4 separate regions of the Homo sapiens genome follow, and regions 1, 2 and 4 are each linked to region 3. The links are chromatin contacts, found by Hi-C or POLR2A ChIA-PET in ENCODE. All regions are on one chromosome and are shown on one strand. Each heading gives the region's core, a stretch centred on a gene start or an enhancer-like site at or near the end of the contact. The rest is flanking DNA. Distances are from core to core; before and after follow the strand shown. Region 1 has its middle 90 kb from the start of BCL2L14. Region 2 has its middle 110 kb from the start of BCL2L14. Region 3 has its middle 33 kb from the start of LINC01252. Region 4 holds the start of BCL2L14 (BCL2 like 14).

The links. Hi-C counts contacts between places; a loop is a spot of excess contacts on that map. ChIA-PET counts read pairs that join two places held with the same protein, here RNA polymerase II (POLR2A). Pooled maps may share reads with other maps.
Region 1: a loop to region 3 is called in a pooled map, with 4 times the contacts of the local background. The contact joins two enhancer-like sites. A Hi-C loop is called at or near these places in 2 of 37 single-sample maps with no recorded cell type and 6 of 50 pooled maps.
Region 2: a pooled map shows a loop between it and region 3 (4-fold over the local background). The contact joins two enhancer-like sites. A Hi-C loop is called at or near these places in 8 of 50 pooled maps. POLR2A ChIA-PET finds 5 or more read pairs at or near these places in 3 of 52 experiments (B cell, BJ and WTC11).
Region 4: a map of CD4-positive, alpha-beta memory T cell shows a loop between it and region 3 (7-fold over the local background). The contact joins the promoter of BCL2L14 here to the enhancer-like site in region 3. A Hi-C loop is called at or near these places in 1 of 168 maps with a recorded cell type or tissue (CD4-positive, alpha-beta memory T cell), 5 of 37 single-sample maps with no recorded cell type and 9 of 50 pooled maps. POLR2A ChIA-PET finds 5 or more read pairs at or near these places in 3 of 52 experiments (OCI-LY7, activated CD4-positive, alpha-beta T cell and naive thymus-derived CD4-positive, alpha-beta T cell).

Annotation. Positions count from the first base shown.
Region 1 is chr12:11,979,879-11,982,578 of GRCh38, forward strand. No RefSeq gene overlaps it. Among named protein-coding and RNA genes, the nearest start is that of BCL2L14, 90 kb to the right of the region's middle. Within about 2 kb of position 1,358, at least 5 of the 41 ENCODE cell types and tissues checked have a DNase peak (open chromatin) inside an H3K27ac peak, as active enhancers do.
Region 2 is chr12:11,957,051-11,959,750 of GRCh38, forward strand. No RefSeq gene overlaps it. Among named protein-coding and RNA genes, the nearest start is that of BCL2L14, 110 kb to the right of the region's middle. RefSeq lists a silencer at 1,265-1,559 and an enhancer at 1,525-2,700. Within about 2 kb of position 1,306, at least 4 of the 41 ENCODE cell types and tissues checked have a DNase peak (open chromatin) inside an H3K27ac peak, as active enhancers do.
Region 3 is chr12:11,579,245-11,581,944 of GRCh38, forward strand. No RefSeq gene overlaps it. Among named protein-coding and RNA genes, the nearest start is that of LINC01252, 33 kb to the left of the region's middle. Within about 2 kb of position 1,292, at least 11 of the 41 ENCODE cell types and tissues checked have a DNase peak (open chromatin) inside an H3K27ac peak, as active enhancers do.
Region 4 is chr12:12,069,586-12,072,285 of GRCh38, forward strand. It overlaps BCL2L14 (BCL2 like 14), which reads left to right and starts at 1,354. Exons shown (of 6, transcript NM_138723.2): 1 at 1,354-1,552. RefSeq lists a silencer at 12-191 and an enhancer at 1,561-1,650.

The sequences.
Region 1 (2,700 bases), core at 108-2,607, 400 kb after region 3:
CACAAGAATTTAGTCTCACGTCTACAGGTCTGCAAGACTGACTGTGGTTCAGCGGCTCTAGGCTGAGCAAGGCTACAGTTCGGCTGTGCTTAACGCCAACCTGTCCTTAGCTCCAGCCTATAGGTTGAGCTGTAGGCAAGCGTGTTCATTCTGGGCCTAAGCTGAGTGGATAACAGCTGCCTGGGGAAAGTTCTTCCCATCATGGTCACTGAGATACAAAAAGATCAAGCTTTAATGCGCAAGCTCTTTTCAAGCCTCTGCCATCACATCTAACAAGTATTCTTTTTGGCCAAACCCAAAGTTAAGGGGCAAGAAGGACACTCCTCCCACCATGAGGTCACAGCAAGGGTGTTGATGAATAATTCTCTTTAAGTGCTGTGATGAATTGAGAATAGCAATTCTATTATCCACTGTGATGGTTAAATCTCCACTGGTTAAATCTTGACCAGTTCCTCTTCTGACTACTTCTGATTTTCTCCTTTGGCTTCCCAGACCACATGCACAACCCCTGCAGGTGAGCCAGAATGCCAAGAAGTCAGCATTATAAGGCTAAATAGAGAAAGAACAAGTTTTCTTTTTGGAAAGTTCCTCCCAACCTGCGATGTGTCAAGACATCACCATTAATTGGAAGGGGACACGATTATGCAAAATAACTGAGTATAAAGAACTTAGAGACAAAAGGGGAGTGAGGGGAGGAAGGAGATGTAGCAGTTTGAACTATACGAGGTTTAAATTAATTTCAACCAAAACATAACAAGCAAAGGATGTTCTCCTGATTATCTTATGTTTACTATTATATTTCAAAGGCAATACATGCTTATTGTGTGTGGGGGGAATCAATCTAGTGAGTAGAAAACACAACCATCTAAAACCCCATCACCCCTAATTAGCTGCCATTCAAATCCTTTATACATGGACTACTTTGGGCATTGGAAATCAAGGTGCTGCTACCTAAACAGTGTCGTGAAAATTTTAAGGCTCTGAGAAAATGTTAAGGCCATTTGAACACCAGAAATTCTTGTTCTCATCTCTCAACTACAAATGCCTAGGTGAGTTCTCGCTTACAGATTTTTTTCAAATTTACAGTATATGCAATTTATTTATTTATTTATTTTTGCAAAAATGGGGTCATCTATTACATACCACTTTTCACATTAGAACAATTTTCCTCATCAACAAAGATATGTCTATATCATCATTTTAAATTCTGCCTTATATTTCATTTATAAATTACCATAAATTACTTAACCAACACCCCATTGATGGAAGTTTAGGTTATTTCCAGTTTTTCACAATTACTTTCTGCATGCATAATAACTCACGTCACTTCATATACAAACTGAGGCATTTATTTTCATTTTCAGATCTAAGAAATCTAAGCAGTGCCTTATTGACAATAAATAGAACCACCCTTGTGGTGTTAAAATGTGGGCAGCAAGAAAGGAAATAGTGTGGTTGGGTGGAGATTAGTCATTTTTGAAAGAGCACGTATGTACATTTTGCACGTTGGTGACAATTCACTCAAAATTTTAAAGAACCCAGCTTAAGTTTTGAATCAGCCTGAAGCACTCCGAACTTCAGATGCTCATCTCAGCCTCTTAAGTCTGCCAACCAAGCTGGAGACAAAACAAGATCTGGCTCCCTGGTGGCCGCCTGGGAATCCTGCCCTTGGCGTCATTTCTGGAAGGGCAAAAGAACCCTACGGACTCTTGTATCACTAGGATAGAAATGCCACCCAGCTCCTCAGCCCATCTCCATCACCATGGCAGTGGGGAGGGGCCTAGGCATTATCAGAATGGGTCAGGACTAGCTCAGAGCCAGTGTCAGGCTGGCTGACTGTAAACTAAGCCAGGCTTTCAAGGGAAGGCTTTTGAAGGAAATAAGCCAACAAAACAGCATCAGAAACTGAGGAACCATTCCTTCTCCAACTCTACCCCCCAAGAGATACCAAGGTCACACAGGATACAGCAGTTGTTGAAATTATTACTGCTATGGAACAGAGCTTTTTTGGCACCGGAAGAAGTCATTCTCTTCTGTCAACCCTCTTTTCCTTTCCCTTGGATTTTCAATCCTCCCCATAGAAAATCAAGACCGCCCAGCAAAGAACATGCTTACCCAAAAGACCACAGTGCCATTCAGAAACAAGAAATTCCAACTCTACCATACATATAACCTTCTATCCATCCTCTGACCTTCTGACTTCATAATGTATCTTCCCAAGATAAATAGATGCATGGCATGTTAAAGCCTAGGAGGACCATGGAGATTGTGTCAATATCTTTATCCTTCAGTGAATAGATGGAGGCCTCAGAGAGGATGAGCAACCTGCCCATGGCCCCACAGAATTGGTGGCAGAGCCCAAGACTGTTGGCCCCCAACCACACTGTCCAGACTTCAAAAGCTGATCCTCTTGCCAATGCCCCCACACTAGTAACAGCCTTTTTGCCTGAATGTCTCTCAGTGATGTCATGAAGACAAATTACTGTCTAGCTGTATGGTTCTTTAGTCCTTGCTGTATGTTATTGTACCTGGCAGGCCCTCATGGAAACTAAGCTGGAAAGAAATGAAGGAGCTCAACTTGGTTAAAACCATTGACAGAACACTCATCCCCCATCTTTTGCTCTCTAGACAACCGCAGGTAAATGTGAGGCGTTTGAGAGAGTTAAGCCTTCTGTATCAGTTAAGCTAAAAGAACAGTTT
Region 2 (2,700 bases), core at 56-2,555, 380 kb after region 3:
AATAAAGGATAAAAGCAAAGACTAAACTTTCTACCAAAGATTTTGGAGGAAAAAGCGTTGGCCAGGATAAATAAAATATTTTTAAATGAGTGGTGTATAATTAAATGGTCAGAGAAATAACTGAAGGCAAGTAAATTGACTTTCTTTTCCTTTTTTTACATTTCTTATTTCTCCCTTGCATAAGACAACCAAGGTTTGAGCCAGCTGCTGTCTTCTTCCTATCTATGGGACTTTGAGAAGTTTATTTCTGTTACCTCCATAAGCCTCAGTCTCTTCATCTGTTAAATAAAAGATAATTGGAGGCTGAGGCAGGAGAATGGCGTGAACCCGGAAGGCGGAGCTTGCAGTGAGCCGAGACTGCGCCACTGCACTCCAGCCTGGGTGACAGTGAGACTCCATCTCAAAAAAAAAAAAAAAAAACAAAAAAACAAAAAAAAAAAAACACACATAATTGGCTGGGCATGGTGGCTCATGCCTGTAATCCCAGCACTTTGGGAGGCTGAGGCAGGCGGTTCACAAGATCAAGAGATCGAGACCATCCTGGCCAACATGGTGAAACCCCGTCTCTACTAAAAATACAAAAATTAGCTGGGCATGGTGGTGTGTGCCTATAATCCCAGCTACTCAGCAGGCTGAGGCAGAGAATTGCTTGATTGCTTGAACCTGGGAGGCGGAGACTGCAGTGAGCCAAGATCGCACCACTGCACACCAGCCTAGAGATAGAGTGAGACTCCGTCTCAAAAAAAAAAAAAAAAAAAAAAATTACAGGACCCATCTCTTTGAGTAACTGTATTAAATGTGAATGCAGCACCTAGCCACATTACTATGCACATAGAAAGTATTCAATAATGTTTACTGCTATTAATATTAATATTTCCTTCATAAATTTATTAATATTCATTTTCTCCCATCTTAACCCTTCTGGGCCCCTCAATCCACTGGACCTGCCTTCAGCCTCCTGCCTCTTTACTGCCTTCATTCGCACTTCTTTGAGTCAGGTTGGCAAACCCCTTCATAATCCGCCCAATCTAGTTTTCCAGCCCCCAATACTCTCCTGACCTATAAATTCGCTTTCTGCATTGGCCACAATGAACTCCTCCCAGGTGGCAGCTCTTTGGATCTCTCTATCCTTCCTTTCTTTGTGCTCTTTTCCTGGAATGTCCTTCTCTTGTCATCCTACCCAAGACAATCAGTTTCTCCCTCTATCGCTCCTTGAATTCGCCTCTGATATTGCACTTGTGTCTGCATATTGACAGGTTTATGGAAGACACTTCCTAGCCATCTTGTGAGCTCCTTGAAGGAACTGTGTCTTTATCTGTATAGCCCCACCTAGCAGATGCTCAAGGCATGCTTGTGGAATGAATAAGGGAACAGATCATTTCTTCTGAGCTGTTTGCAGTCTGGCTAAGCCAATTGAAAGAATGCCTTCTCTTGCAATCTACAAATTGAAAAGCCTGTGAGACCCTCAGGACACTCAGGCAAGTTTTCCAGCATATGTGACAATACCAAGCCTTAGTGCATTTGCCTCTCACGTGGAGGAGTCTCTTCTAAAAATGAAACAGAGATGAAGGGTGAGACTCTTACAGTGGTTCAACTCCCCTAAGATCCTCTTGTGATTTAGAAGCATCTTGGAAAGAAATCCTTGACACTCGCCTCGCCCACCCTGAGCTATAAGGTAAAGCTCTCGGTGGTAAACGTGGCTCCCTGGTAGGGAGACTTCTTTTATCCTCATTGTTTCTGGAGGGGGAAGTGTTAGCACAGAGACTCCCTGGGAAACCCGAGGATGCCTCACCACCTCACCATAACAGCAGGAAACCCAGAAATGATTCACAGCTGAAACCTCTGGCCCACATCGACACATCACATCACATGGTTGTTTCAACTGGAAACCAAACAGCCATCTGGGCATGATTATCTGTATTTTTGTGAAGGTGTAAATACACAGTGAGTAGGAAGAGTCCAATAAAACCTATTATAATGTTGGTGGTGGGCACCACAAAGAGAGCACCCCTTAATAGACATTCCCTGGTCCAGTGAAAGACATACTTTGTACTGAGTCCCGCGCCTGGGAGACCTTCCAGGAAAGTAAATCCCCAGGAGAGAGAGGCATTTCCCAGTAGGTGCTTTGCTTTTTGGTTGTTTTCTTTTCTTGGTTGTTTACTTTGTTCTACTTTGTTTTTACTACAGTTCTGTCCTACTGGTGGCGGAGTGGGACTCCTTCATGATGTGGCACAGTTTCCTTGAGTTTTAGGAAGAAACGGCCCATGTGGCAGATTCAGAAACAATGAATCAGCACCTAAACAAACAGGAAGGTAAGCGGCCCTCCCAAGGTCACCTGGGTAGTGGCAGGGTGTGAACCAGAGTCCAGGTGTCCTGACCACCCACCACCGCCTGTCCTCCTCCCTCATACAAGATCCCTTCTAGGCCAGCGCTGAGAATAAAGGCAGCGGCATCATGGGGAGGGGGTGAGGACAGAAGGGTCAGGGAAGGCACTGGGAGGGAGAGGCAATCCCAACCCAACTCCAACAGCCTAGGGTCAAAGCCCAGCTCCACTCCTGGCAGCTGTGAGACTTTGGTGCATTTAATGTCCTTGAGCCTCTATTTCTTCACCTGGAAAATGGGATTGATGACAATATGCGTCCCTCCAACAACTAAATGGCACATCAAAGCTTTGGTTAAAGGGGTTGGCACATCGTGAGG
Region 3 (2,700 bases), core at 42-2,541:
AAAGTGCTGGCATTACAGGTATGAGCCACCGCGCCCAGCCTTTCCCCTAATTTCTTATTATCCCCTACCTCTAGGCTTCCCCATTCCCCTTTCTCAAGATCTTCTTTTATCCTCAAGACCACATGAGACATCATAACTTCATTGTGAGAGGCATTAATCTACTGGATGGAGCACATGTGGGGAGTATCTGGGGTCTATACCAATTTCCATAGTAACCTTTTTCAGGGAAATCACTTCATCCTTAAAAAATGGGATAAAGGAAAGAAATAAGGCTAACCACCCTGGGCTACATCCAAGAACAGTGCAGAGATATGGAGGGTTCCAGGCTGTGTGAAAGACGGTTCATAACTGCTACTAATTGTAGCTAGGAAAGAGAGGAAAGGAGAACACGAATTAGAGCCTGAGAATGGAGAGAGAGCTGAAGGAGTTGATGGCATGATTTGTCAAGCTAAAGGAAGAAAGAAAATGAGTCAAGAAACAGAAGGTCACAGAAGAAATTCAGCAATTAATTTGTTTAATACTGTGCCATTCCACCCTTCTTCTCCCAGTTCAGTGCACAATCCCTGAGCTCAGGATATGCCCTTGAAGTTTCAAAGTCAGGAAGGATAAGCTGGGGTTTCTGAAGAGGAGAGTTTTGGGGGCGGGGGCCTACTAGATATAAAGAAATATGTGTGCCTACTTTAGTACATTTTCCATTACATGATTTGAGTGAGGGTAAAAAGCATAAAATTAAGCATTTCATTTTTAAAATGTGTATTCAATATTCCAAGAGTTATTCTTATCAACTTAAATCCAGAATAATTTTTCATGTGATGACAAGCAATGGGACATGGTGATGTCTATGATTTTGTGTCCGAGCAAGTATTGTACACTTGATTAATCTTTTCTGGATAAAACATTAGCAATTCTTGGGAAACCAAAGCTTGAAGCAGAGCAGAATGAGGCGTGACACTGAGTAAGTGGTGAACTTGGTGTCATTGAGCTCCTTTTTAGGGATTAAACCATCTCAGAATGCATTTGACTCACTTCAGGAAGTAATGCTGCAAAGCAAATGACCTACTTCATACTTAATCCCCAATGCTGCAACTTTGTGCAGCATTTTGAAGAAGCCCAGAGGACCTGATCCTAGACCACCCATGAGGAAGTAGTAAACCCCCAACACCCACAACACTGCCCCCACATGCAGAAGTGAGAACAGATTCAAAATTGTGTGGAAGTGCTTGCTGCGAGGGCTTTTGGCCTCTGCCTGCCCATGTTAAGCAACTTGGGCACACACCTCCAGTGTCTTGGCAAGAATCTCCAACTCCCACAAGAATGGGAAGAAAGCCAAAGAAGGCCAAAGAAGGCCAAAACTTTCTCCAAACAAGCTCAGTAGCAAAACTCTGTGGGAGAGAGAGAAGTAAGGCAATTGCCCTAGGCATATTGGGCAGATGAGTCAGCACCCAGCAAGAGAGGAGCCTGTAATTCTGGAGAAGTTAGGGCTGGTACCACCATGGAATTAGGTGGAGAGGAAGAGAGAATGTGTACTCATCAAGAAAAATGGATAGTCCAGCATGCAGACATGGAAATGCCCTCTTCACCGTCCTTCCTTTCCTAAGAAATTCTGGGTTCTAGGCCAGGTGCAGTGGCTCACACCTGCAATCTCAGCACTCTGAGGCCAAGGCATGTGGGACACTTGAGGTCAGGAGTTCAAGACCAGGCTGGGCAACATGGCAAGACCCCATCTCTACAAAAAAATTAAAAAATTAGCCAGGCGAGGTAGTGCACACCTGTAGTCCCAGCTGCTAGGAAGACTGAGGTGGGAAGATGACTTGAGCCCAGGAGTTTGAGGCTGCAGTGAGCTATGATCGTGCTATTGCACTCCAGCCTGGGCAGCAGAGTGATACCGTCTCTAAAATAAAATAAAATAAAATAAAATAAAATAAAATAAAATAAATTCTGGGTTCTCTGTCCACACCTGTAGTTAAACTCACTGAGAAGGAAAATACCAAGCATTGCACCAAAGTCTAAGAAATCACCACTAAAGAACTTACCCCTGTAATCAAAAACCATATAGACCCCTAAAAACTATGGATATAAAATTTTATAAAAGAAAAGAAAAAGAAAATGCCCAGCAGGTGGCAGCACTAGACAACTGAAGTAAAACAAGGCTGCAAGGCAACACGAAAGTTCATCTTGGAGACTTTGCGCTGTAACTTTCCTTGGTGGGATTTTATTTAGCTATCAGTGAATATCTCATAAGAAGGAATTTGTATCCCAGCACCTACCACAGTGCCTGACACATGCTGGGTATATGTGTTGACTGAATGCAGGCAGGCTGGCAGGCAGGAAGGAAGGAAGGAAGGAATTTTGACAACTCACCTAAACTAGAAAAATGTCATCATTTGAAATGGCCATATTCTCTTCTTATCCCATCATTACTATTGTCATTTTAATTAGTTTTAGTAATATTAATAAAGCATCCTACTAGATTAATTTTCTCTACTCACCCTTTTGACAACCTACATCCTTATTCTCTACTGAATTAAATTTTTCTCATCGCTTTTGGAGACTTTTATTAAATCTCAGGGTTAAAAAAAAAAAACTCAAGATTAGAAACACCACAGCTAGAATTCCAGTTTTAAAAGAAATTATTTGTCTTTGAATGTTGGTGTTTATAAGGAAGGCATTTATGAGTAGACTATCGTTCTTTGATTAGTT
Region 4 (2,700 bases), core at 104-2,603, 490 kb after region 3:
TAGTCCCAGCTACTTGGGAGGCTGAGGCAGGAGAATGGCGTGAACCCAGGAGGTGGAGCTTGCAGTGAGCCAAGATCGCACCACTGCACTCCAGCCTGGGCGACAGAGCAAGACTCCGTCTCAAAAAAAAAAAAAAAAAGGTGGCAAGTTTTTATAAAAAGAGAAAAATCATTCTTAGTATTTCTTTAATACCCTCTACATTGACCTCACTGGTGCAAAAAATATTAGTTTGCTGGTGAAAATTCACCTCGAGTTACTAAATATCTAACTTTCCCATAACTACCATCTGTTTGTCTCTTGTGGATCTGTTTGCCTAATATTTAAATGACCCATTCTTCCCCACTTTTACGAAAATAGCATTAATTCCCCTTTCACTATTCACACTTCCTTCATCGTCACAGTTTGACCAGCGGTCCAGGGTTTATGATCTCAAGCATGGCCATATATATCTATTTCACTTAAGACTCTGGAAAGAGCATAAAATCAGATGTAACTGTTTCCTATTTCATATAATAGGGAATTCCATCTCTAAAGTTATGACATTTGGCCTTTCAGTGGGTTTTTGTGGTTTTTACTATGGCTGTGCTTAGATTCCTTTTTGAACACTTTTCCAGTGGTTCCACTTGAACACAATCTTTGAGTCACATAGGAGAGGTGACATGATAGAGTGTAAAGCCAGAAAGAGCACGATTTGGATCTCAGCTCAACTGATAGGGATCCGTAGCAAGATACTTCACCTCTCTGAGCCTCAGTTTCCTCATCTGTGCAATGGGAATCGTAACGCCTGCCTCTCAATGTTGTTAAGATTAAATATGTTGGCCGGGCGCAGTGGCTTACGCCTGTAATCCCAGCACTTTGGGAGGCCGAGGAGGGCAGACCACCTGAGGCCAGGAGTTCGAGACCAACATGGTGAAACCCCTGTCTCTACTAAAAATACAAAAATTAGCCAGGCGTGCTGGTGCAAGCCTGTAATCCCAGAAACTCAGGAGGCTGAGATATGAGAATCGCTTGAACCCAGGAGGCGGAGGTTGCAGTGCGCCAAGATCGCACCACTGCACTCCAGCCTGGGCAACAGAGTGAAACTCTGTCTCAAAAAAAAAAAAAAGATTAAATATGTGTACAGTACCTGTACCATGTTAGGCGGTCAGTAAACATTTGTTTAACTAACAACTGATAAGGATAGTAAAGAAGTATCAGAACACCCACCTAGTTATCCCAAAGGGCAGGAAGAGTGCTAGGTAATGGATATAGAATTCCTTTTAGAGTCAAATTACACGGGCAAAGATCAGCCCCTCCTTCAATTAAAAAGCCAGGGGCAGGGCGTAATAAGGAAGTGGTTCTCCTTCTTTAAGCCTCTTTTCAGGCTGAGTCCTAAACCTGAAGAAAGTTTAGAGCCTGGGGCTCTAAACTACCTGAGTCTTTCCAAACGACAAGCCAAGAAGACCTGTTGAAAGTTTCCTCTTAAGTTTCGTGGAGAGAGACTCAGGTATAGAAATATCCTTACTGCCACCTGACCTGAAGCAGAAGAAATCACAGACAGCTTCCAGACCAGGTAACACCAGGAGGCACCAGTCTTCATCCTCAGCCTTTGCAGGAGGACACAGCCTGGTCTTTAGCTGTTTGCCAAATGAGGCAGTCTAATTCAGGGAGCTCTTTACTGGGTTTATTACAAAGTTCTTATCATGTAAGTCTCAGGACACAAAATGACATTGAGAATCTAGTTTAGCGGGGTTTCCAGGAAAGACGAAGAAAGGTTATTTAGGTTTCTCTTTCATTTCTCTTTTGCTACAAAGGGTTTGGGACATTCAGTTAAGAACACATTACTGGTTGAGGTATGTGACGTTACTCAGTCTTCTCTGCTTATGTATCTGGGGAGGTATGCAATGACATGACAGCCATTCCGTGGCCAGGGACACCACTGCCCAAGCTGGAGACCACGAGGATTCAGGGACTGAAGCCAGCATGGGAATTCCTGGTTTGAGATCAGAGTCCTGAGTACCTCGTGGGAACTTGGGCACTCATCCGCAGGAGGTCTAGACCCCCAGAGAATTCCTTGAGTCTAAGGCACAGGTAAATGGAAGACCCTTCTCTCTCCTCTCTCCCCTCTAGAAAGCTCCCTCCTCCCTGAGCTCCCTGTCCCCTTCTTTCCACAATCAGAGCCTCGGACCTTCTGTTTGGTGAATATGACCTGAGGCTCTGTCTAGCATTCAGCTTCTATTGTGGGAAGTTAAGGCACTTTCTCTCATTCCTCATTTCACCTTTAGTATTAAAGAACAGTCCAGGCAGAAGGCACGAAGAGCCTGAGAGGTCTGAAGTGAGGGGGAGAGGAGAGGGGCAGAAGGGGAGGCTCCGGACAACAGAACCAAGCTGAGCTTAGGATGTGCTGTGGGAGGCTCCGTGGGGATGAGTGTCAGTGCCCACGAGATCCACTCAGGCCTCAACTGTGTGTCCTGAGCACATGAAGTCAGCTCTTCTGCTGGGACAGCCACCAAGGGATTCTCCACACCCCTCACCGCTGGGACAGGCAGAGGCACAGCGAACCAGGTGTCCAGCGTAACTGGGGCACTGGGTGGTGGCCGCCTCTGTGTGTGGAAACACGAGGTGCTTGCTGCAGTTTCCTCTGTGTGCTTATCCGTTAGCTGCCACCCACCGGGAGGGAAGTGAAATCTCACCTCAACAAGTGAGTCCGCAGAGCGAGAA